Regions from separate parts of the Mus musculus genome. Here region 1 is linked to region 2. A link is a loop called in an ENCODE intact Hi-C map of the cell type or tissue named here. Cell type or tissue: gastrocnemius. All regions are shown on one strand. Each heading gives the region's core, and the rest is flanking DNA. Links, peaks and the distances in the headings are about the cores only. Region 1 overlaps 4930568D16Rik (RIKEN cDNA 4930568D16 gene). Region 2 holds the start of 4930402F06Rik (RIKEN cDNA 4930402F06 gene).

The links. A loop is a pair of places that touch in the nucleus more often than their neighbours do. Peaks named below come from ENCODE experiments on the same cell type or tissue, not always from the same donor. Only the 100,000 strongest peaks of a DNase experiment are listed, where the experiment ranks them.
Region 1: a loop joins it to region 2, with 2.7 times the contacts of the local background. A loop is called at or near these places in 9 of 42 quality-filtered maps.

What each region holds. Positions count from the first base shown.
Region 1 is chr2:35,343,320-35,355,655 of GRCm38, reverse strand. 4930568D16Rik (RIKEN cDNA 4930568D16 gene) reads left to right here. Exons shown (of 6, transcript NM_029463.1): 5 at 11-148; 6 at 620-1,438. The coding sequence ends at 1,277. Among named protein-coding and RNA genes, the nearest start is that of Stom, 12 kb to the right of the region's middle. In gastrocnemius, for the core only: a CTCF peak has its summit at 6,251 (motif pointing right); no DNase peak of the experiment used is centred there.
Region 2 is chr2:35,389,562-35,401,897 of GRCm38, reverse strand. 4930402F06Rik (RIKEN cDNA 4930402F06 gene) reads left to right here and starts at 4,724. Exons shown (of 6, transcript NM_001080709.2): 1 at 4,724-4,992; 2 at 11,341-11,424; 3 at 12,288-12,320. The coding sequence starts at 11,348. It overlaps Ggta1 (glycoprotein galactosyltransferase alpha 1, 3), which reads left to right. Exons shown (of 8, transcript NM_001145821.2): 8 at 1-1,719. In gastrocnemius, for the core only: no CTCF peak of the experiment used is centred there; DNase peaks (open chromatin) are centred at 4,208 and 4,712; H3K4me3 peaks cover 199 bases; H3K27ac peaks cover 1,101 bases.

The DNA of each region.
Region 1 (12,336 bases), core at 2,896-10,895, 47 kb after region 2:
TGCTCAACAGAAAACGTCCTGATGTTATAGCAACAACTGGTTGGCTCGCTCCAGTCTTATGGGAAGGAACTTACAACAGAGAAGTTCTAGAACAATATTATAAGAGACTGAACATTACCATAGGCTTGGCTGTCTTCGCTACTGGAAAGTATGCACTGCTGGTAGTTGTCCCTTATATTTTGTAGAAATAAGGATGCGCAGCCATGGACTGTCTCTAACCAAAGTACTACTTACTAATGAGTCTGTCATTACTTCTTTCTGCCCTGTGTAGCTATGGATAGCGGTTGTTCATTTGTTTTAGTTTAGTTTAGTTTAGTTTAGTTTAGTTTTGTTTTGTTTTGTTTTATCCAGCAATAGCTGAATGTTAGAACTTGTGCAAACATTTTCATTACTGTTCATTAAACTCTCTTTCCTTTTCTTCCTAACAAACTTTATGTCTTTTCTCAGGCCCCCAAGCTTACCAGATTATCTTTTACTAACCAATACAGCTGAAGGTACAGACCCAGCCAGGCTATCTTTATCTTCTTAGACACCAATGTCTTGTATGTTAATTGGCATGCTAAGTGGCACACACCTGCTGGGAATTAGTGAAGTGTTTGTTTATCTTTTGTTTTTGTAGCTTTTCAAAAGAGCCCCTGAGACGCTTCATAAAGTCTGCTGATAAGTACTTCATGGTGGGCTACAATGTTATTTTCTACATATTGGCTGACAGCACGTACAATCTACCATACTTTGAGTTGGGTCCTCTTCGGACACTTAAAACATGGAGGCTATTTGAGGAAGAGATGTGTCAAGACTGTAATCTCAGAAACATGAATAACATGCATAGCAAAATCATACAGTGTATACAATATGAAGTCAACTTTCTCTTCATGATGGCTGTGAACCAGACCTTCAAGAACAACTTTGGAGTAGAAACCTTGGGCAAATCTGTAGCTCAACTCCATGCATGGTGGTATTTTAAAAAGCCCAGAGACTTCCCCTATGAGAGAAGAACTAAATCTGCAGCTTTCATCCCCTTTGAAAAAGGAGATTTCTATTACCACAGGGCCATTGTTGGCGGCACACCCCTAAACGTCTTAAATCTAATTGAACAATATATAAAGGGAATTACAGATGACAACACAAATAAACTTGTTAGCACATTTGAAAGCCACCTAAATAAATATTTTTTTATCAACAAACCCGCTAGGGTGTTATCACCAGAGTACAACTGGGACCCAAGATTTAAAACTCCTCCGGAAATCAAGCACATTAAGATAGCTTGGAAACCATAAATCATACTATGGTTGTGCCCTGGGGTTTATGAAATCACAAGTAAATACCAGGGAATTCCTCAAAAATAAAACTCTGGAGAGCTTACACAAGTGTGTAATCTTTCAGAATAAATTGTCTTTGAAATTATAATTCTCCTTAGTCTAAATAAAAGTAACTCGATAAGTATTGCCTACATGGTGTGATGTTTTATGTATGCATTATTAATGTGGAAATTATTTTGGAGGTATAGATGATTTTTTTCTTTTTTAATATTTTTATTAGGTATTTTCCTCATTTACATTTCCAATGCTATCCCAAAAGTCCCCCATACCCTCACCCCCACTCCCCTACCCACCCACTCCCACTTTTTGGCCCTGGCGTTCCCCTGTACTGGCGCATATAAAGTTTGCATGACCAATGGGCCTCTCTTTCCAGTGATGGCCGACTAGGCCATCTTTTGATACATATGCAGCTAGAGACAAGAGCTCTGGGATACTGGTTAGTTCATAATGTTGTTCCACCTATGGGGTTGCAGTTCCCTTTAGCTCCTTGGGTACTTTCTCTAGCTCCTTAGATGATTTTTTTTATGAAGAAGTCATACACGTCAAATAGATATACACGAGGGAAGCTTAATATTCATGACTTTGCCCATTGGGGAGGGGTAGTATATTCCTTAGAGCCAATCTCCTTGATCAGTATCCAGTGTGCCTAGGATGTGACTGAAGCCAGGCGAGCTGAAGACATCCTACCAAATGTAGATCTTGCTTTTATTGCTAATTACGTTTAGTTCATTTAAAAAAAATGTTTCTGTCTTATTCTATGTGTGTGGATGTTTTGCCTGAAAGTGTGTCTGTGGACTATGTGTGTGCCTAATGCCCTCGGAGGCCCGAAGAGGCATTTGGACTCCCTGGAACTAGAATAACAGGCAGGAGTGAGTCACCATGTGGGTGCTCACAACTGAACCTGGGTCCTCTGAAAGAATGGTAAGTGCTCTTAACTGCTGAGCCATCTTTTCAGCTTTGAGTTCATGTTTTTTTTAAAAAAGATACAAGAATGTGATGCAGTAAAAAATTATCTTGTCCTTGAGGCACCTAATAGTCTAACGCAGGAGATAAAACTACCCTTAAATGTTTATTTCACAAATTTAAAAGTTAAAAAAAAAAGCCTCAATCCCCTCTCCCAGATATGCCAAGAACTAGATGCTGGTAATGCACATTATGCTGGTGAAGTCTCCTGCGCCATCTGAGCTCCCTAAGAAGCTGGCTTTGGAAGTGGGGTTGGTCCCTCCTCTCCAGGACTGTTTGAATTGTGTCTTCTGGGGGATGGTCCCCATTCCCTGTGATAGTGAGGGAAAGTCTAGCAAAACAACCCGAAGCAAAGCGTGGGCTTGAGAGCAGCTGAAAGGCAGGCTCTTTCCAACAGAGCTCACTAGTATTTATCCTCTGACATGAAAATGTCTGCAGAGGGAACGAGAACCCGGAAGTTCGGCCATAGGAAGCTCATTCGTGCAGATCAGCACAATTGAGAGCCCCTGCTTCAAATCCCCCAGTCCATTTCTGCTGTGTATCTGTAAGCTGTGACTTTGAAGAAGTTCTCTCTCTATGTTGCTATTTGTTCTTTTACTTGGAAGTCTCACTTGAGGCTACCTTCAACTCTTCCAAAGACTTTATCAGGAATGCCACCTGGTGGCATTCCCAGGGTTTCCTGGTGGATCTCCGCTGGGTGTCTGGAGACCTCAATTTGATGATGTTTTGCTGTTGATCCACCCTTGATATTTATTGCCTTACTCTGGGCCTTTTTATATACTCAAGAAATTATCCATTCTAAACCAGAAGTATGCCTATGGTAGATCATTCTCCAAATTGTATAGAAGAATACATATTAGCCAGCATTTACCAATAAAGGGTAGTGAAAAGAATGGAAACACACACACACACACACACACACACACACACACCACCTCAAGGCAGATCTTAACTCCATCTACTGATTCAAATGCTAGTCTCTTCCACAAACACTCTCACAGATACACTCAGAAAAAGTGTTTTAGCCTCTGTCCGATTGCACTTTAACTCACTCAAGTTCAGGCATAGAACCGACTATCATGGGTTATCTCCATGACATCTGGGGAAAGTAAAGCCATGAAGACAATGAGCTGATGGCCAGGGGACATGAGGGACCTGAAGGCAGGATGTCTGAATAGCAACAAGCACAGCACAGGAATCTCCAATGTGAGATTATCCCATATGATGCTGTATCAGTGGCTCTGTGTCATTATTCACGCATTAAACTCACAGAATTTGAAAGCCCAGAATGAACTGGGGCTGCAATCAATGCCTGTGGGCTTTTGGTTTTGTTTTTCAAAATCTCACAGAAGACCAAATGTTAAAAGGTGGATGGCGAGAAGCGCATAGAACTACCTCACTGGAAAGGAAGAGAAGAAAATGCACTAGTGTAACTTTGGAATTCAGGGAAGGATCTCTAGGAAGGAAAGGACTGTAAGTCTAAAAACAAAAACAACTGTACACAAAGATTGGACTCGGGGGCTGGAAAGATGGCTCAGCAGTTAAGAGCACTGACTGCTCTTCCATTTGTGAAGGTCCTGAGTTCAGATCCCAGCAACCACATGGTGGCTCATAACCATCCATAATGAGATCTGACTCCCTCTTCTGATGTGTCTGAAAACAGCTACAGTGTACTTAGATATAATAATAAATAAATCTTTAAAAAAAAGAGATTGGACTCTAGTTGATAAAATTGTTTCTGAAACAGAAGCTAAAAGACAGAGCTTCCAATGGGACAGTTTGAATAAGAAGATAATGCAAATGTATTCTAACTCCAGCTATAAAATAATTATCCATGTGGATCTGGAAAGCTAAATAATTGCAAAATAACTTCAAATAAATCATGTAGACACTCAGTTCTCAAGGAGACAGAGAAAAAACTTTCCACTCATTAACTGCATTTGCATAAAGAGACGTCTTTCCAAAGCTATCATCATAGAAGCTGGAAGAAAAAGTAACTTTGCAATGGAGCAAATAAAACTATCACAGTCATATCAACAGGCATAAGTTGTGTTAATGTCATGCACCCCTTATATGGTGGAATGGCTCCTTGTTACCAATTGAACTACATCCCTCCAGAAAATGCGTTACAATTCTGAACTGTGGCCAATCTGAATGAAACTGAAAAGAAGGGCCACAGTTTAACCTCCAGACAGAGAAAACAGTCACATGAAAACAGAGAGAAAAATTAAAGCACATTTTACTCATTCGTTTATTGTGTATGTATGTGTATGGTGTGTGTGTGTGTGTGTATGTGTGTGCGTGTGGTGTATTGATGTGTGTGAGTGCAGACACACTTGTGTTGCAACATGAACTTTAATTATTCATGCGTCAGTTAAAGGACATTTAGGCTGATGCCATTTCCTACCTATTATGAATGAAGCAACGTGAACATGCTGAGCAAGTGTCTTGGCAGGAGGATGCTGGTACCTTTGCATAGACATCAAAGAGTGGTCCAGCTGGGCCATGCGGAGGAGCTACTTTTAGCTTTGCGAAGTGATTTCCAGAGTGGCTGTATCAGTCTGCAATCTCACCAGTGGTGAGTGAGTGAGCACCCCCTTTCATCCTCTCCAAAACTTATTGAGAATTTTCTTTCTTTCCCTTTTACTTTTTGGTAGGGGGCAGACCAATAAGTTTATTTATTGAGTCGTTGGAGGAATATGGATGAAGTTAAAGGAGCATGGGTAACTGAGATGCATCTGCATGACTGGAGAAATCACACGTGACTATGAGGTGACGACCTTACCGAAACAGAGTCTGTGGGGTACCCCATTCAGTCAGCCTCACACCTCCTGTATGCTCTAGTACCACCTAAGACACATGAGAGTCCAGTGACTTCCCACCCCTCTGCATCTAGAGTGTTCACAGACCTGTTACTATTACCATACACCTAGCTATCTCTGTCCTAGATTATTTTATTGCCACCATTACAGAGGCCAGTGTAATAACCAGTGTAGACGCTGGTCATGCTATGCCCAGAGGAAGCAGCTATACCACAACAACCCCTTTCCGAAAGAGACACTGATAAAGAAGCCTACTAATGAGTCTCGGGGAGAATAATGCATCCTTAAGAGTGAGAGGCACAAGGACGCCAGGTCAGAAGCATGGGTAGTTTTAAATAAACTAGAATATTTGTAAATGAAATTACCCTGCAGGCCAGCAAGCCCCAAGGGCATGGAAACTGCAGAGATGGCTCAGCAATCAAGAGCGCTTACCAATCTTGCAAAAGACCCAGGTTCAACTCATTCGCACAATGGCAGCACCCAGTGCCTTGAAACTCTGGTTCTAGAGGATCCAACGCCCTCTTCCAACCTCTGCAGGCTTTCACATGCTCAAGCATGCACACACACAAATTTAAAGTAATTTTAAGTGAGATGATAATTAAATAAAAGATAAAACAAAAACTAACACATCGGAATTTGACAAAGCAAACAGAAGGAGCTTGTCTGCTTTTAGTTCTGTTATGGAGAGGTGGTTAAGTCGGTCCTATACACACTCAGTGTTGATTTTTGTTTCGAGGGACAGGGTGATTCCAATTCAGTGGTAACCAGGAGAGCTTACAGTTGTGATGCATAGCTGGGTTTGCTTTGCCTGAACTGGTGCACAGGCTGTAATACTGAACTAAACCTGGGAGTGTGGGGACTGGGAGGCACAGGAGTGGGGTGGGGTGGGGGGACTGACTGCTGCACAACCTGAGCTAGGCATCGTGGGAATAGTGAGACTTCATTGGAGGACTAGGGTGTGGGTGATTCACCAGGCTGGGCTGGTGCGTTAGATACAAGACCAAGAAACCCTGGAAGGTAGGAACAACAGGGTGTTTAGAGGGGCACCCTGAGAGGACAAGCTTTCTGCCTTCTATTAAACCTAACTGGGCCAAGAAGTACATGAACATGAACATGAACACTAGATGGCACACCATAGAAAGTAACTAACTGATTATCACTTGTAAAATGAAGCTGCCTCTAGGGGAGCCTGTTGATGTCGACTTGGTGGTAACTGGAATTCTACTGATTAACGTCTTCTGTGTGGTAATTCTGCGCTCCTACATATTCCCTCTGCTCTCCTGTGTTCCAGTAAAGCTGGTCAAATTCTTTCTCCTTCGATATTCACCCAAATCCTTGCAAACTTTCCAACTTGTCAGCAACTGAAGTCAGCAGTGCACCGGTGCTTTCCAACGAGCAGAAACCATGTTGAAGGAGATGACTTACAGTACCCTCACATTCTGCTAAGGCAGTCACGGATGAGCAGGGCGGTTCTTTTCTGTCTCGCTTTGGATCCCCCTGGAATGCTAGACTAGATGTGCTGTGGAATGGATCTGAATGGAGGGGCCATGCAACATTAAGAAATAACATTTCCTTGTCCCACTGAATATCCTTTACTGGGTCACAGTCACTAGAAAACTTCAGGGCATAGGAATAAGCCCTGACACTCATCTGCCCCCAAGTCACATTAGGCTGTGGCAGCCATCTTGTCTCAGTTACAGTGTTGGAAGTCTCAAATCCCAGATAATTAGGGTCTAGAGTAAACAAAGCAGCAAGTGGCTCTACATTAGACCTAGATCTACCTGAACCCCATGTGAACTCAAGCCAGGGAAAGCTGGAGAGATGGCTCAGGAGTTAAGACCACTGGCTGCTCTTTCAGAGGATCCAGGTTCGGTTCCCCACTTTGCTCTTTCAGCATAGCACTGTTTTGGCTTTTGGGGATCTTTTGTGCTTCCGTATGAATTTCAGGGTTTTTTTTTCCTAGTTCTATGAAAACCATATTGGAATTCTGATGACGTCTGCACTGAGCCCCTGGAACACCGTTAGCCCTGTGGTCATTTTCAGAGTACTAAAATGCAGACTACAAAAGAAAGACTATGTGAAGTCTTTCCTCTTCTGTCTTCCTCAGATTCTTTCTTCAGTGTTTTAAAGTCTTTATTGTAGAGGTCTTTCCCTCCCGGTTAAGTTTATTCATAGCTTATTTTCTTTCCCTGATTATTTTACATTCTCTTTCTCCTGAGCCAGCCTCCAGCGAATGATAGAATCCAGTCCACCATTCCTGGGGGTTTGAATCGCGTTACCGAGGCTTCCCCCTTAGTTTTCATTATCATCGGTGGAATCACCAAGAGCTATCCCCTGGTTTTTCTCCTTTCTCTTTTCAGCTGCCACCCTCTTTCCTTTTAACTAGAGAGGATCACTCTTCCCACAAAATACAAGTCAGTGAGAATGGGGGGAGGGGGAGAAAATATGATGAAAAAAGTTACTTTCTCTTCAACCACTTAACAAAGGACAGATGGTAGGGAAACACCACATATTGATTGATATTTCCAACACACACACACATGCATGCACATATGCACATGCACACTCATGCACACACACACATGCACGCACGTGCATGCACATGCACACACACGTGCACACTTCAAAGAAGAACCTCAACCTTATAACACATTGTTTCTTTGCCAATGTTGAGTTTTCAGTAGACTGTGCAGTCATATCAGTTGTTTGCGTTGGTTTCAAATGATAGGTGCATGTGGCAAGATTAGCCGTTTCCGTAGCTTAAACGTTTTAGTTACACTCTTTTGTTGTGTCCCACGGTCAGAAACTGTATTAAGTAGAATATCATGACAATGGACAGGGATTGTGTGGCTGTACTTGCAAAAACAGTTGAACTGGAAAAGTGACTCCATGCCCAACTGTTTGTTTATTTTAGTTTTTAAAAACTTCTTCCATAGTGGGAAGGATACACTACTCAATCATTTCTGTCTCCATTACAAGGCCTCCGCCAGGGTATCTGTTCATGGCTGTCCATGCAATTCCTTTCTCTTGTGCTCTTTTCTGAAAGATCCATTCATGTATCTCATTTTCAATCTTCCTTGTTAACAATCTCTCAAAAATGTTCTTTTCAAGTTTCTGACCAATGATTAAAGATCTGATTTCTATAAATAAGTGCAGACCTGTATCACCTCTTCTTCTGGGCCATAGTTACAGCTAGATACACTGCTCAAAGTCCTAATGTCTGGAACAATAGCTCTTGACTATCCCTCTTCGTTGGCATCCCAGTGTGAATATACTTGTACTACCATAAGATAGAGATGATTTTTTTTGAATGAAGCCCAAGTTTTTATTCTTCCTTCAACATGGAACGCCCATGACACCGGTGTCACGTGGAAGGTGAAAAGGGGACCAGAGGCAGCAATAGTAGATGCTGTGGGTGACAGAACCATGTATGCCTTCATGTAAGAACGTGTGCTGTCTGCACTCACTGGAGTCTGGCTTACACATAATTTCTGTCTGATGATAGACAGCTACTGTGCATGTCCAGCCTTGGCACAGTATTTAACACATTGCCTGAACAACTACTGCTCAAGATGGGTGGTGAAGGTAATGGTTTAGAATTCCCCATTAAACATTGTTTCTTCCAGGGTACAACAGAGTCTGCTATGGATGTCTCAAACAAGAATAAATGGTTCTCTCAGAAGAAGTTAGCATTGGTGTGATCTCAGACTTTAGATATTTGTTTGGTAATTTTCCTGTTGAGTCTTGCTCTCAGAAGCCACACAATGTTTTTAACCACTGACACTCTGGGCACTGTTGGATAGGCTTAGAAAAGCCTAGTGACTTGCAACACCCATAGAGAGTCTTCACCTGCCCTGGGCATGTTCCAGAAGCAGCGGTCATGTTTCTTGTTATTAATAAGTCAGACTAGTGCTTACAAACAGGGTTTCTGTTGTCTTGAGACAATGGGAGTCTTACAATTGACACTCTGGGGATCCTAAATGTGGAAAAGATTCCACACATCCTTTTGATAACGCGACAGGACATGAATGGCTGTTACCTACCCATATGTGATTGTACATAAAACAGCACAGTTTGCTAGGCAGGAACATCTTGGACTTATATTAATTAACGTAGGAAAATGTGTGTGCATCTTTGTGGGTCTACACACACAAAGGGACAGAGTTGAATTGCTTCTTCACTACTTCTTGTCCACATGAAAGGCTTTATTCTAACAAAAACCCTCTTTCCAATTCTGATGAGAATTTACCAAATAGAAGTCAGTCTAGAAAACAGAACTGCAGAAGCAAAGGCCTACGTGTGGTTCTGGCAGAAGCCATGAGTTCACTGTAAGCAGGAAGTGCGCTGGAGAGATGAGAGAGAAACTGGAAGGGCTGGGTGGGGCTAGACTGTGGGATTTCTGTATTAGGCTAGGAACATGGACAGCATTCTGTGGGCTGAGGGGATGGAGTGACCAATTTCCATAGGCTGTAGCCTGGACTGCAACCTCATCACAGGCCTTAAAGATTACAGCAATGGCACAAAACAAAAGCTATTGTCATTTGTAGATTATACCCACAGAAGAATTACAACAATATTAGCCACAGAATAACAGAAATTAGTGTGATCAAAAATGTTTCTCTGAAATTTTTATCTTCCAGATAAAGGTGGCAGATTAAATATAACAATACAACCTCTGAAATCCTGCTAAAACATAATAAATGGATTTGTTTTATTTATTTATTTTATTACTTATCTTTTTATTTTGGCTTTTCAAGACAGAGTTTCTCTGTGTAGCCCTGGCTGTTCTGGAACTCACTCTGTAGACCAGGCTGGCCTCAAACTATATAGATCCACCTGCCTCTGCCTCCGGAGTGCTGGGATTAAAAGCATGTGCCACCCAGCTGTAAATGGATATTTTAAATCCCACAACCCTACCAGTACACAGAGATAACAGAATTTTAGAAGCCATCCTCAAGGTTTCTACTTGAAACTACTGTGGGAAAAGTAGAGCTCTCAAATGGCATACAGCACATAATCTTACAAAGAGATCCTCCAAGCTGACCTGTACTCCTCAAAGTGTCTAAGGTCAACAAAAAGACAGACCCAGCACGTCATAGATTAGACACGAAGGAGTTAAGACAGCCAAATGCACTGTGAGTTTCTCAAATGGAAAAAGAACATCGATGGGAAACTGGTGACATCCAAATGAACTCTGGTTTGGTTATTGGTGGGACTTACAGTCGTCTCTTCATTTTGATAAACACGCCATGATTATGTGCAGTGTTAACAGGAGAGAAGGCTGGGTGGAACGCATATGGGAACTTTTTCTCCCATCTGTTAAGACTCTCTTGTAAACTTAAAAATGATTTCATTATCAAGCTTTGAGACTAAGCCAACACTGAAAGGAGAGAGAGCACGCGCTCATGTTCCCTCTCTCACCCAGTGCACTGGGCGGTCATTTCTAGCATTGATGGTCTCCAGAGTACAGACCGGCATGACTAGGTGTGCACGGCTGTGGTCCTGGGAAAGCGGGACATGAGCTGAGCATGCGTGCACACCTTGGTGATGCTGACCTTAGGGTAGATGGTGGGGCTGCACGCACGGTAAGACTCTGCATGTCCAACAGGGACAGGATCAACTTAGGGAAGAACACGTGGGTGTCTCCGTCCTGCAGTCGGGGCTAGTGGAAATTGCATTTTGCTCCGAACTTCAACTTCCACTTGTTTATTGATAATACTTGAGGCAGCCACGGACTCTTATATTAGCCTATTCCTGCCGTTTTGTTATAATCGCTTATTAGTTTAAAAAAGGTCTTATGTCAGTTCTTTGAGACTTTTCTATATGATTTTGTTTTTTCCTTCCCACACCTATGCCTTCTGTTTCCTTTCTGCATTACTATTATTGTTGTTATTATTATCATTACCATTATTATTTGGTCACAATGACTTGACAGGAACCACTTACAGGAGAGATTTATATTTGTTTACAGGAGCAATTGCAGTCACCACCGGGAAAACATGGCACCTGCGCCAGGGTAGTCCATGGAGGCAGGAGCCTGAGCAGCAGATAGGGAACCGGAAGTCCGAGGAGAAATGGGGCCTCCCATTCCCCGATGCATGGAGTGCAAAGCTTCTCTCAACGATGTGGGTTTCCCTGAATCTGCCTTGTCCACACCTTTATTTTGGCTTTTGTTTAATTTCGAGACAGTGCTTTGTATAGCTGAGACAAGCTGGGAACACCGCATGTCTGAGGATGGCTTTGAACTCCTCACCCTCTTCCCTCTGCTCCCGAACACTGGGACTGAGGCATGCACCACCATGCCGGGCTCTTGTGCATACTTTGAATGCGCCATTATCCTTTCCTCGAAAGCATCCCCTACCCCCTTTCTCTTCCCTCCTTACCCCAATGCTGATTAGAGGCAGTGGGAAGAATCACACCGCCATCTCGAAGTTTTCTCCACCAAACACATTGTTTTACTTGTCTGTTATCTGAGAACGCAGGGTAGCAATTTTTTTTTTTTTTAGGTCAAGAGCAGAACAGAATCACATTCTGCCAGAACATGCCTTAAATGGCCTCTGATCTAATTCCTGAGTGTGCCCTTGATCCCGTCTATAATCTCAGGAGCTCAGCCTTTGCTGTATCCACTCCAATCAGCATTGCAGACTTCCCATGCTCCCTCCCAAAAGACCCATTAAGCTCTGCTTACAGCATCCTACATCCCTCCTGCACACCAATTCCAAAGACCTGAGGACCACATGGTCAGGTCAGACACAGCAATGGCCCACGTCTCTGTACCAGGGTTTTGCTTTCAGTTATTTTTTTCAGTTATTTTATTTTTTATTTATCACACTTGAGGGAGGGTTTAATTTAGCACATGCTTCACAGTGACACAGTTGTCACAGTGGAGAAGGCAACTTGTAGTCTTGTATGTTATCATGAGTTAAAATACAGTACCCCCAAATTGAGATGTTAAAGCCTTGAATATCAGTACCTCAGCTCACTGTTGTATTTGGGAACAAGATCTATAAGGTAATTAAGTTGAAATTTGGTCCTTTGAGTAGTCCCAGATCCAATAGAGTTAGTTGTATTCTAAGAAAAGGGAAATCTAGACACAAGCAAAGGAAAGAAAAAGTAAAGATACAGAGAAATGAGAATTATTTACAAGTCAGAGAGAGAGAGACTTGGGACAGAACAGTCTCTGATAGTCCTTGGGTTGGGGGGAATCAACCTTGCTAATACAAAGAGTAGTG
Region 2 (12,336 bases), core at 1,707-9,706:
ATTCTGGGTCTTGGGAAAACTTGATTCTAGAAATCAAAATTAATTTGACAAAGGAAAAGCAGATGCCGGAAACTTCTTCCCAGTCTGTCATACAATTCACCACTGGCCAGGTGCTGAGAGAAGCATTAGGGAACAGTGTGGGTTGTGTCAGAGTTGGACGGCTCCATCCCTTTGGCTTCATTATCTTCCTCCTCATGGAGATTCTAAAGCAACCCAGAGAGGCTTTGCAGCCAGAGACCTTTAATAAGGATGCCAATGTGACCATCAGTCTGTAAAAGCTGATGGCTCCAGGAGCCGCTGGCAGTCCAGGCCCCACTAGGCTATTGTTTCTGTCCTGGGCATAAAGGAGGCAGAGAGTGCCAATAGGTACTTTGGTGGCACATGTTCAGAGTCCAGGAAAAATGGCAGGGTGACCACTTAGAGGGACATAGGACTTGGGGTTGGTGATTGAACTGAGTTACAAACACAGACAGCTTTCTTCAGGATGACTAACAGCAGGAATTGAATGGAAAGTGTGTTCATTTTGTTTTGCCCAAATTGTATTCATGCTGTTAGCTTTGTGTGTTGAGCCCTGTGGAGAGGGTGTGACTGTATCAGGGAAGGAGAGTACCTCAGCGGACTGAGGACCAGCACCCTATTATATCAGAAGACAATCTCTCATCATCGGGTCCTACCTACAACCTGCTCTGAACCTCCGAGTTCCTCAGCCCATCGTGTTCCAGTGTGGGGGCCTGTATGGAGCAGGTGACTGAAGACAAAGCCCCCTGTCACATGACCTCATTTCCCCTGCTCTAGTACTATGCAAGTGTGACAGCCAGCCAGCCAGATGTACTGGACAACATAGGAACTGACTTTATGGCAATGGGAGCCGCAGTCACTACAACGGAGCTGCTGAAGGTTCTGTTCCCCGCTCTGAGAGCCTGCAGGAGCCCCTGTATAGGTGGTTCTCAACCTGTGGGTCGCGACCCCTTTGGGGGAAGTGTTAAATGACCTTTTCACAGGTGTCCCCTAAGACGGTTAAAAAACATAGATATTTCCACTCTGACTGGTAACAGTAGCAGAATTACAGTTATGAAATAGCAAGGGAAATAATTCTGGGGTTCGTGTCATCCATACCATGAGGAGCTACATTAGGTCACATCATTAGGGAAGTTGAGAAGCATAGCTCTACTTGGGTATTTAAGCAAATTATTGCAAAGGGGGTTGTCGCTCTGTGTTTCTGTGTATGCATATATTTATATTTTGCTTGTCTTCCAGTTTAGGTCATCTGTTTCTTCCTTTAAGCAGTTTATTTAAAAGGCCATTGCACCATCTTGGTGAACAGCATGAGGGGTTTCAATAAAAAATAGGATCTTACCTTTGTCCACAGGGCTCTACCTCTTACTTTTCAATTGTGAACAAAAAAGGTCGCACACCCAGAGGCAACAAAACCCACAGAATTCCTGAACCAATGGGAGATGCCAATGGAAGCAGAGCTTGCACATCTGCTAAAAATTCTGCCTCTCTGTCACTGTGCTGGATCCGTCTAAAGTGGGACAGTTCAATGGTCTGAAAGTTTCAAAAAGGCTGGGGAATTTGAGGGGATTTTTTTTTAAAATAAAATTGATCCAAGTTTAAATCTCTAATGAGTAAGCTTAGGATTTTATTAAAGGTAATTTTTAGACATTCTTCAAAATAAGAATTCTTGTTTATAATTGAATAAATTATTTTCTCAGTATATTCTGGTCTGGTATGGATTATGCGTTGTATCCTGAAGATGTTCAGAAGTGTCAGTTGTGATTGTCCATAATCATAAAGGATTTTACGATACCTTGAATGAGCTTCACAAAGACAAGATTACAAAGAACAGGCTTTATTCTCAAATTATAAAGTGTGCTCTCTCTCAATCTCTCTCTCTCTCTCTCTCTCTCTCTCTCTCTCTCTCTCTCTCTCTCTCTCTGTGTGTGTGTGTGTGTGTGTGTGTGTACACATGTGTACATGTGTGAGATCGCCTGGCAGAGCCTTCATGAAAAGACAGTCTATGAGAGCACTGTCCAGCTGCCCTGTGTTCACCTAGGACATGTGGCTCTCTTCTCGCCAGCAGTCTGGTTTCTGGACAATCTGATTTCTATGAAAATGAGTGCTGTATTTGCAGAGGATTATCTTGTCTGGAGTCATTGGTACTGTCCATCTCGTAAGAGGGAATGACTGTCTGAGGGATGACCTGGGCCTAGGTACTTCTGTCTTAGGATTTGATTGCTGTGAAGAGACACCATGGCCAAGGCACATCTTATAAAAGAAAACATTTAACTGGGGCTGGCTTACAGTTTCATAGGTTCGGTCCATTATCATCATTGAGTTGCATGCAGGCAGACATGATGCCAGAGAAGGAGCTGAGAGTTCTACATCTTGGTCTGAAGGCAGCCAGGACAGACTCCCTTCTGCAGGCAGACCGGAGTAGGGTCTGGATCACAAAATACTTTAGTATGAAACACCTCTTCCACAGTGACACACTTCCTCCATTAAGACCACACCCCTAATAGAGGCACTTCCCTTGTGCAAAGCATATTCAAACTACACAGTCCCCCAAACGTGAATTTCAGGTGCTTTACTAAAACTTAGGTTCTTGTAGTTTTGGGAACGGCTAGCTGAGGGTGGGCAACTTCACGATAAAACAGTAGGGACAGAGGGAGGGCAAGGTCACTGAGGGGAACAAATCCTGGGGACAATCTTGCCTGGCTCCAGCCTTACCTAAGGTCTTTGCTGCTTCTGGGCTTTACAAGCTTATGAAACCAGCAAGTGGAGTGAGGCTTCCTTTTGTAAGGCAGTCATTCTATTGGACTGCTCTAGGATTGTGAGTTCCTCAAGATGCTGTGTGCCTTTGCACCAACCGACTCCTCTCTGTCATTCATCTCACAGGCTCTGTCTCACAGGGATCTACTGAAAGAGTGGGGGAATGCAGCAACATCTATTCCATCATGCCTCAGAGGACGTGTGTGTGTGTGTGTGTGTGTGTGTGTGTGTGTGTGTACATGAATGCACATGCAGATGTGTGTTTTGCACGTTTGTCTTTGTGCATTGTGGAGTCCAGGAGTTGACATCAGATGTCTAACTCAATTGTTCTCTACCCTATCTTTTGAGCCAGGGTCTCACTACCCCTGAACGGAGCTCACTGACTGTCTAGAGTGGTTGGCACTGAACTTGAGTGGAGTTTGCTGATTGGATAGACTGGCTAGCACTGAACCTGAATGGAGCTTGCCGATTGGCTAGGCTAACAGGCACTGAACTTGAGTGGAGTTTGCTGATTGGATAGACTGGCTGGACTCCAAGCTGCAGGTCATGGTCTGCAGTCTTCACAACAGCAGCCCTGGAGTTCCAGTGGCATGCCCTCACACCTAGACAGTTTATGGGCGTTCTCTGGGATCAGATTAGTGTTCACGTGGCAGACACATTATCAGCTGAGCCATCTTTCCAGCCTAGGCATGCTCCCCACTCCCTCCCAGTGTAACAGACATCGGGCTTGTCTACAAGGGAGTTGCTAGGTTGGGTGGACAGAGGTAACAAGGCTCATTCTAACTGGATGGCACCAGTCAATGTGGGGTCCCAGACTGAATACAAAGGAGAAGGCAGGCAGAGCATCAGCATCTCTCTGCTTCTCGACTGGAGATGGGACCAGCTCTCTCACATCCCTGCTACTAGCATTTCCATCTGTGGTCCAGCAGACAGAACCTTTTCCCTGTGGTTCACAAGCTGCGACCTCGGGGTTTCAGCTTGGGTTCAGGTTGAGGCTCTATGCCAGTGCCATGGCCAACAGGGTTCCGTGCTGCTCGCAGGGCAGTAAGTCCTGGCCTCCTTGTCTCCCCACAGCAGCACATCAGCGGCTCTCAGCTCACATCTCCCTTCCAGCCCTCGCAGCCACTTGGCAATGACAGTGGCTGCATTTGCATTTTTTTTTTTTTTTTTTTTTTTGCTTGTCCTAACTGGATCGTGAGTGTGGGTGCTACTGGCATGTAGTGGGTGGATACAAGGGCACTGCTAAGTGATTCACACTTGCACAGGGTGGCAAACTTCACCCCATCTCAAGAAATGTCATTCGTGGCAATCTTGGAGCGGCTGGAATTACACTCTTTCAGAGTTCACTAACAGATTTATCTGTTTGCCTGTGTGGGAAACTCTAAAGCTCCACTTCCTCCCTAGAAACCAGAGCTAAGACAAAGCAGTTCCCTCTCGTGGACACCAGGGGGCAGGAGTTCCAAAGAGAACCAGTTTCTGGAGTGATGAAAACATTCTTTTTGGTGCTATTAAAGGCAGCGTCATTTGTATAAATGCTATTGATCCTTCATATAAATGGAACTAGCTCTATAGCTTAGTGGTGCTGTAGGTGTACTGTGCAGTTTATCAAATAAACAGGTAGAAATCAACCCTACATATACCACAGTTAATAAAGAAGGCATAAGGGAAGTAGGAGGGAATCTTAACGCTGACTTAGAGGAGAGACACATTGCTTATGTGCGCCAAGGGTGCTACTGTTTGTAGGTGTGGTATGGTTGAGATGTGGTTCTCCCCGTGGAGTTCACACTGAGGTTTGGTTCCAGTGGATAGTGCTGTGTTAGGCATTGACTAGGGATTAATGCTTTTCTATGAGTGAGCTGTCGCTCTGGAGATGGGCTTCTGTGACATGGTTGTTAGCAAGCCTGGCAGCTCCCCTCCACCACTCAAACCCATGCTCCGCTCCACACAGTGCCTCTGGCTGACTGCCACATGGTTTTCAACAGAAACTGAATGGATTCTGGGACATCTGGAGCTGGAGGAACATTTTTTTTTCTTTTTGTAAAGCACCCAGCTTCGGTATTTTGGTGGTAGCAACACAACACACACCAAGAAGTGATCTGGAATTCAGTGGCCCTTGCTTCAACTGCTCTATCAAGGGGAGCTATAGCCTTCAACAACCTGTCCCACCCCTCTCTGGGCTACTCAACTTTATAGGTGACACTGGTCATCAGCATCCATTGGGTAAGAAAGCATCCCAGTAGCGGCGACCACTTGACGACCTCCTCCAGGGTTTCTTGGGCAGCTTACTGCTTTGTATATTTATCAGGTGGACAGGAGACAGTCGGACACTCCCTGTGGTGGAACACCGTCTCCAGAATCCACAGGCAGCCCAACGGAGTTTTTGTCTTTCTTAGTGGCAAGGGACACAACATTTATTCACAATTTACAATTGGCTGCATCTTGGAATTTCCTGGATTGAGAATATTCACATCTGGATCCCATCCAAAGATTGCTGCTGTTCAGTTGTCTTGGTGTAGGCTTGACATCGGGGGTTTTAAAACTTTCCTGTGGGACTGTTAGTCTTGGGACCTTGGAAATGACTGCCATTAGAACAATTTGCTTTTTGTGCATGGCTTTTATTTTGATGTTGTCTTTTTTGGTTTGGGTTTTGGGTTTTTTGTTGTTGTTGTTGTTGTTGTTTCTGTTTCTGTTTTGTTTTGTTTTGGTTTTGGTTTGGCATTTGTTAAAGTTCTTAAATTTCTCTATTAATCATTTTCTTCTAAATTGAATTTGGAAATTTTGGGTTAAATTTGATTTCTGCTCCATTTTCTGCTTTATTAAATTTGTTATATCTTATTTGTGTGGAGGTCCCCTTTAGAGGTCATAGGACAACTTGAGGGAATCAGTTCTGTTGTTTTACTATGTAGGTCTCAGTGACTGAACTCAGGTCCTCAGACTTAGCAGCAAGCACCCTCACTCACTGAGCCATCTTGCTGGCCCATTCCACTTTATCTATGAAACCAGATATATACACATGATAAACATTTTTTAAAAAGATTTATTCATTTATGTATATAAGTGATGCATTTGCATGTGTGTGTACATGACAGAGAGAACATCAGATCTTATTACAAATGTTTGTGAGACATCTTGTTGCTGCTGGAATTGAATTCAGGACCTCTGGAAGAACAGCTAGTGTTTCTTAACTGCCGAGCCATCTCTCCAATCCCAGCTAGACTTCTTTTTTTTTTTAATTCAACTAATTTTTTATGATATTCAACACAATATATATTTCTATACCAATCATAAGAATGATGGACATGTTATTAAATGAACATAAAGTAGATAAGTAGATTTTTGTTTGTTTGTTTGTTTGTTTGTTTTATTTTTAGTAGAGCTTTAAAATCTTGGCTTACTGTGGTACAAACCCTAAATAAGAACAAGTTTTAAACATTGGAGTTCATTGTAATAAGGCTGTACTTCAATGTCCCTCACATCATCAAAGGATTTTACCTCCATAGTAGCTAAGCTAAGAGTTGACAGTTCTGCTGCGCCAAGGAATGAATTGTAGGCACGATTATTTGGATACAGATTTCCTGCTATGTTCAAAGCTATTTGATTTGAGTGATTGTCATCATTCTCAGCCCACAGGGAACAGGTCACATTCATTTAAGAAATGGTGTGTGTATTAAGATGGTCTATCCACGAAGCCATTCATCAACTGTTTCAGTGAGCCATGGTTCTGCTTGGAGGGTGGCACAGACATGAGGTGAGGGTAAAATACTGATTCATTGGCTGTGATGATTTTGAAAAGTATTCATCTCAGAAAAAAGAGTAACTTATAAGGTCCTCTTCTTCAAAATTGATACAATAATTGTAAATATCAAGGAAAACATTCAATCTCACCCTTTGTTGTTCTCCTACAAGCCACCTCCCAAATTAATTGCCTCTGTTTCTTTTGGCTGTATAAATTATTTTCAAATATGTATGCTGTTCTGAAAACAATAGCATAGTGTAAAAATATCAAGTAAACAATCCTCCTAATAGAGAGGCTGAGATAGGGGAAGCTCGATTTCAAGACCATTATTCAGTACACAGCAAGACACTGTCACTTACAAACAAGCAGAAAATGTATATGAATTGTACAATATTGGACCTATTTCTCCAATTACCAAATTAGAGAGACCACTGCATAACAGCCCACAAATTTCTAATTCCTCATATTTTTGAATTTTAATCAATTAGGATATGCTGGTAATATTAATTTTCATATTGAGATATTAAGGAAAAGTGATCGTTACTTCCGGTTATTTTTGTTGTTAGAGGTGAAATTATGTTTGTGTGGGTTTGTTGAAAGATTATTCTTGCTTTTTGTAGGGTGTAGTTTCCCTTCTTGTATTGATGTTTTCCATCTATTATCCTTTGTAGGGCTGGATTTTTGGAAAGATACTGTGTAAATTTGGTTTTGTTATGGAATATCTTGGTTTCTCCATCTATGGTAATTGAGAGTTTTGCTGGATATTGTAGCCTGGGCTGGCATTTGTGTTCTCTTAGGGTCTGTATGACATCTGCCCAGGATCTTCTAGCTTTCATAGTCTCTGTTGAGAAGTCTGGTGTAATTCTAATAGGTCTGCCTTTATATGTTACTTGACTTTTTTCCCTTACTGCTTTTAATATTCTTTCTTTTTTTTTTTAAGTGCATTTGGTGTTTTCATTATTATATGATAGGAAGAATTTCTTTTCTGGTCCAGTCTATTTGGAGTTCTGTAGGCTTCTTGTATGTTCATGGGCATCTCTTTCTTTAGGTTAGGGAAGTTTTCTTCTATAATTTTGTTGAGGATATTTACTGGCCCTTTGAGTTGGAAATCTTTGCCCTTTTTTATATCTATTATCCTTAAGTTTCATCTTCTCATTGTGTCCTGGACTTCTTGGGTGTTTTGGGGTTAGGAGATTTTTGCTTTTTACATTTTCGTTGACTGTTGTGTCAATGTTTTCTATGGTATCTTCTGCATCTGAGATTCTCCTATCTCTTATATTCTGTTGGTGATTCTTGCATCTATGACTCCTGATCTCTTTCCTAGGTTTTCTAACTCCAGGGTTGTCTCCCTTTGTCATTTCTTTATTGTTTCAAGTTCCATTTTTAGATCCTGGATGGTTTTGTTCATTTCCTTCACCTGTTTGATTATGTTTTCCTGTAACTCTTTAAGGAACTTTTGTGTTTTCTCTTTAAGGGCTTCTAGCTGTTTACCTGTGTTCTCCTGTAGTTCTTTAAGGCAGTTATTTATGTCCTTCTTAAAGTCCTCTATCATTACCATGAGAAGTGATTTTAGATCCAAATGTAAAAAGCAAAAATCTCCTAACCCCAAAACACCCAAGAAGTCCAGGACACAATGAGAAGATGAAACTTAAGTGCTTTCTTTGATAAGAATTGCCTTGATCATAGTGTCTCTTCAGGCAATAGAACAGTGACTAAGGCAGGGTTTGCGAGAAGAGAACCAATGGATTACATACACACAATCCTATCAGTTCTGTTCCATTAGAGTACCAGAATATAGCTTCCAATAGTGGAATAGTGACACTTTTACCTTAGGGGTAATTTACAGTTGTCTAATTGGACTTAAGACCTGTTCAATAGGAGGGAGTTCTGCTGGCTACTCATGCTGACTCCAGAGGCAGGGAAAGGCTTTCTCTTTGTAAACTTTGATAACTTTGTAAACCCTCAAGGCAGGAAAGTGGCCAGGCACTGGCCTGAGGAGTTCCAGCAGCTAGACCTCTCTGTCATAACATATCTAGCCTCTGTGACTGTCACAAAGGTGGTTTTCAGCCCCTCCAGAGGACCCTCCCCAGATTTGTTAATTTTAGATGAAAAGTCTAAACCAAAGAGCCACCAATCCCTGAACAGGAAAACCCATCAATTCCTGAGCTTTCCGATTGGTCCCGATGAGTTCACTTGGTGGGACTTGAAATCCCACTGGGGATTTCCTTCCTTAGGGTTTTACTGTTGTGAACAGACACCAGACACCATGACCAAGACAAGTCTTATAAAGGACAACATTCAATTGGGGCAGCTTACAGGTTCAGAGGTTCAGTTGATTATCATCAAGGCAGGAATATGGCAGCATCCAGGCAGACATGGTGCAGGAGGAGCTGAGAGTTCTACATTTTCATCTGAAGTTCTGCTAGCAGAATACTGGCTTCCAGGCAGCTAGGATGAGGTATTATAGCCCACACCCACAAGTTCACACCTACTCCAACAATGCCACACCTCCCAGCATGCCACTCTCTGGGCCAAGCATATACAAACCATCACACCCACCAGTCCATACCCTGGAAATCTCTGCCCTTGAAATCTCCACTCCCTAAGAAATCCTATATTTGCTCAGTTCATGCTGTCATCTCCCAGGTACAGAGTCAGTAACCTGGATTCATCATTCTCCCCCTGGACTTGTCCCTCTAACAAATCTCTTTTATGAGATTTGCTGCCTGGTGTGACACTAACAGAGTCAGTGGAATTTATGTACATATGTAAATATGTTTATTTATTGGTAGAGGAGGTTACTATAAACTTGAGAGGGAGTGTGGAGGGAGACATAGAAGGAGTAAATGGGTGGAAATAATGTAAACAAAGGAGTCATTGATAAAATTCTTAAACAAATACATTTAAATAAAAACAGTTCAAAATGGAGTCTTCTGGAGAGCTGTCCCTGACTCTGCTGCCTGCAGATCCTGTTCCCTTGCCTCTGCTGCCTTGTCTGCCTTAGGTGGAGAGGATGTGCCTGTCCTGCAGGGACTTGATGTGTCAGGATGGGTTCTCAGGGGAGAAGGGGAGGAGGAGTGGGGGAGGGGCTGTGTGAGGAGGGGTTTGGGAGGAGGGGGGCTGTAATGGCGGCATAAAGTGAATAAGTAAGTAAATGAATGGAAGACACTAATCTTCTGGTTATGAAAAATAAACTCCAGCATGTGACTTGTTAAGATCACAGCCACCTGGTTCATCCTCAAGGGACACAGATGACATCATCATCCACAAAAGACTGGAATGATGAATCACAAAAGTGTGGATTGACAACAAATCTCACATTGAACTCATTTTCAAACATTTATGCTGCCTTCTCCAACTGCTCCCCCAGGCGTGGTGAGGGTCTGTGATGACGCCTGTGCGGAGTTACTTTGTGGTCTGTGAAAACAGTAGGTGAGAGGTTGTTCTTAATTTCAACCAAACTGACTGATACCCACCTCTCTTCTTGATGCACAGACAATTTCATTTTTGTGGATTAACATAATTTTTTTTCCTTTTTAAAAAGACTTTGCACTGGGCATAATGACACATGCCTTTAATCTTAGAGCTCCATGAGGCAGAGACAGGAGGATCTCTGTGAGTTCAAGGCTATCCTGGTGTACAGAGTGAGCTGCTGCCATCCAGTGCAACATAGTGAAGTGTGTGTGTGTGTGTGTGTGTGTGTGTGTGTGTGTGTGTGTGTGTGTACATATATATGTGGAACTACTGGGGGTTGAAATCAGGACCAGGGGTCTTTGTTTTTGAGCTCAGATCTCACTGTGGGTTCCAGTCAGACCTCGGGCTTGCACTGATACCCTAACCTCTGCCTCTGTGAACCCGGGGGTAAAAGGGAAACCTTGCCTGCTTGGCTGGGTTTTGTAAACTGCATGGCTGAAAATCCAAGGTTCTTGTATGGATAACTTACACGATAGCGTTGGGCCTCCAGGCAGCACACTGCACTAATTTCATAGTCAGTTACTCTGGAGAAGGAGCATAAGCCTCCTGCTGCCCTTCTGGCTGTGATCATCACAATACCACAGCACTGGTAAATTAACCATTTCCTTTATTACTGTACAAGTCTTTGGAGTCAAAGTTGGAAAGTCTCAGTACTTGGTTTCAATGAGGACTGTGAGGTAAGAGATTAGGAAACACAACTCAGTGAGGACTCTGAAGAGAGTTCAGACCCACTCAGCAATGTAGGGGTGCTCTTCTGTAGGTTTCAGGGGTCCTACAGCATGTAGTTGATGATGTGTAGCTCATAATATGTAGGTGTGGTCAGGGTGATTTCTGGGTATAATGAAGAGTGAAAATTTGGTAATTTGGACCTGTCATTCTGTATACAGCACCGTAGCCCCTGAAAGCTAATGACACTCGGTGAACTTCTCTTTATAAAGATTCTAAACAAACAGTGATGGGATTTCTGTTATCTCATTCACAGAAGCTGAGAGAGTAGAAAGAGAAAGAAGCTGCTGAAGGTGGACTTGGCCCGAGTAGCTCTTAGCCCAAACCTCAGATAGATATGAGCTCTTTGACTCATATCTCACAATGTGACTTAAGCTGAGAAGTAGAATTTTAATATCCAAGGAGCCACAGTGCCTTACCTGCTAGTCGGAGTCACTAGGATGAAGTCACAGAGAAGCTCGGCCAAGCTTACTCTGTATGCACAAGACTTTCCCACAGCATACTCTGTATACAAGGCTTCCCACAGGTCACTCTCTGTACACCGGGTTTCTCACAGCTCACTCTGAATGCACGGGGTTTCCTACTGCTTACTCTGGAGATATTCAACTTTTATCTTTTTCTTTTCCCTCTAGGAAAAGAATGAGATACAAAATATTAATCCTATCGCTATTGGTTCTAATGTCTCTCTATGCCCAGTATAGAGAATACCCTTTCAGGTAATTGTGAAAACTTAATGTTATATTCTTGATAAGAATCTGGTGAGTTAACAGGATTTGTCCCTTAAGGAAATCGGCCAAATGTGCAGATCCAAATATATGTGAATTATACTCGTGCCTGTCTCTGTAAATAGAGCCCCCTGTCCCAATGCTTTGTTTCTAATGATATCAGAGATTTAAAAAATTCTATAGATGACCAGGTGTAGTGGCACATGCCTTTAATCCCAGCACTTGCAAGGTAGAGGCAGGCAGATCTCTGAGGCCAGTGTATTCTATGGAGCTATTTCCAGGCAGAGAATCCCTGTGTCCACTGTGGTTGGAGAGGGCTGTAAGAGAAGTGTGTGAAACTACCACTCGCTGTGGCAGCAACAATGTTCAGAAAAGTATGTTAAAGATGGAAACAAGTAGCATCCTCTTTACTGCTGGTGACTTCTGGAATAAAATGTATTCACTCCATAAATATGAGACAAGCAGAAAGACTTCCTAGCTATTTAACAAGTTTCTGCTAAGGATGCTAATCAATCTCATGTATTTGTCTCTGAAATGTATTAGGCAGTGGATGTATTGTTTCCTAAAGCTGTAGCAAAGGGGGTGGGGGGAGGTGATGGTGGAACTCTGCCCACCACGAACGAGACCCTGAGTTCAGTCTCCAGCATAGCAAGGAATAAATGAATACATAGCACATGGGCGTTCACTTTAGTGGTCTTCACCACATTCACTATATTATCTGAGCAATCAACGATATACTTCCAACAGTGTATTTTGAAACATTAGATAATAAGAGAGCTAGATGATTTGTGAAAACCCTTTGTATACTTTTTGAAGTAATATAGTGCTCTTTTTTTTTTGTAATTTCCCTTAAGCATAAAGAAACTGCAGATGACGTATCAGTGCTGGTAAGTTTTTATTTAC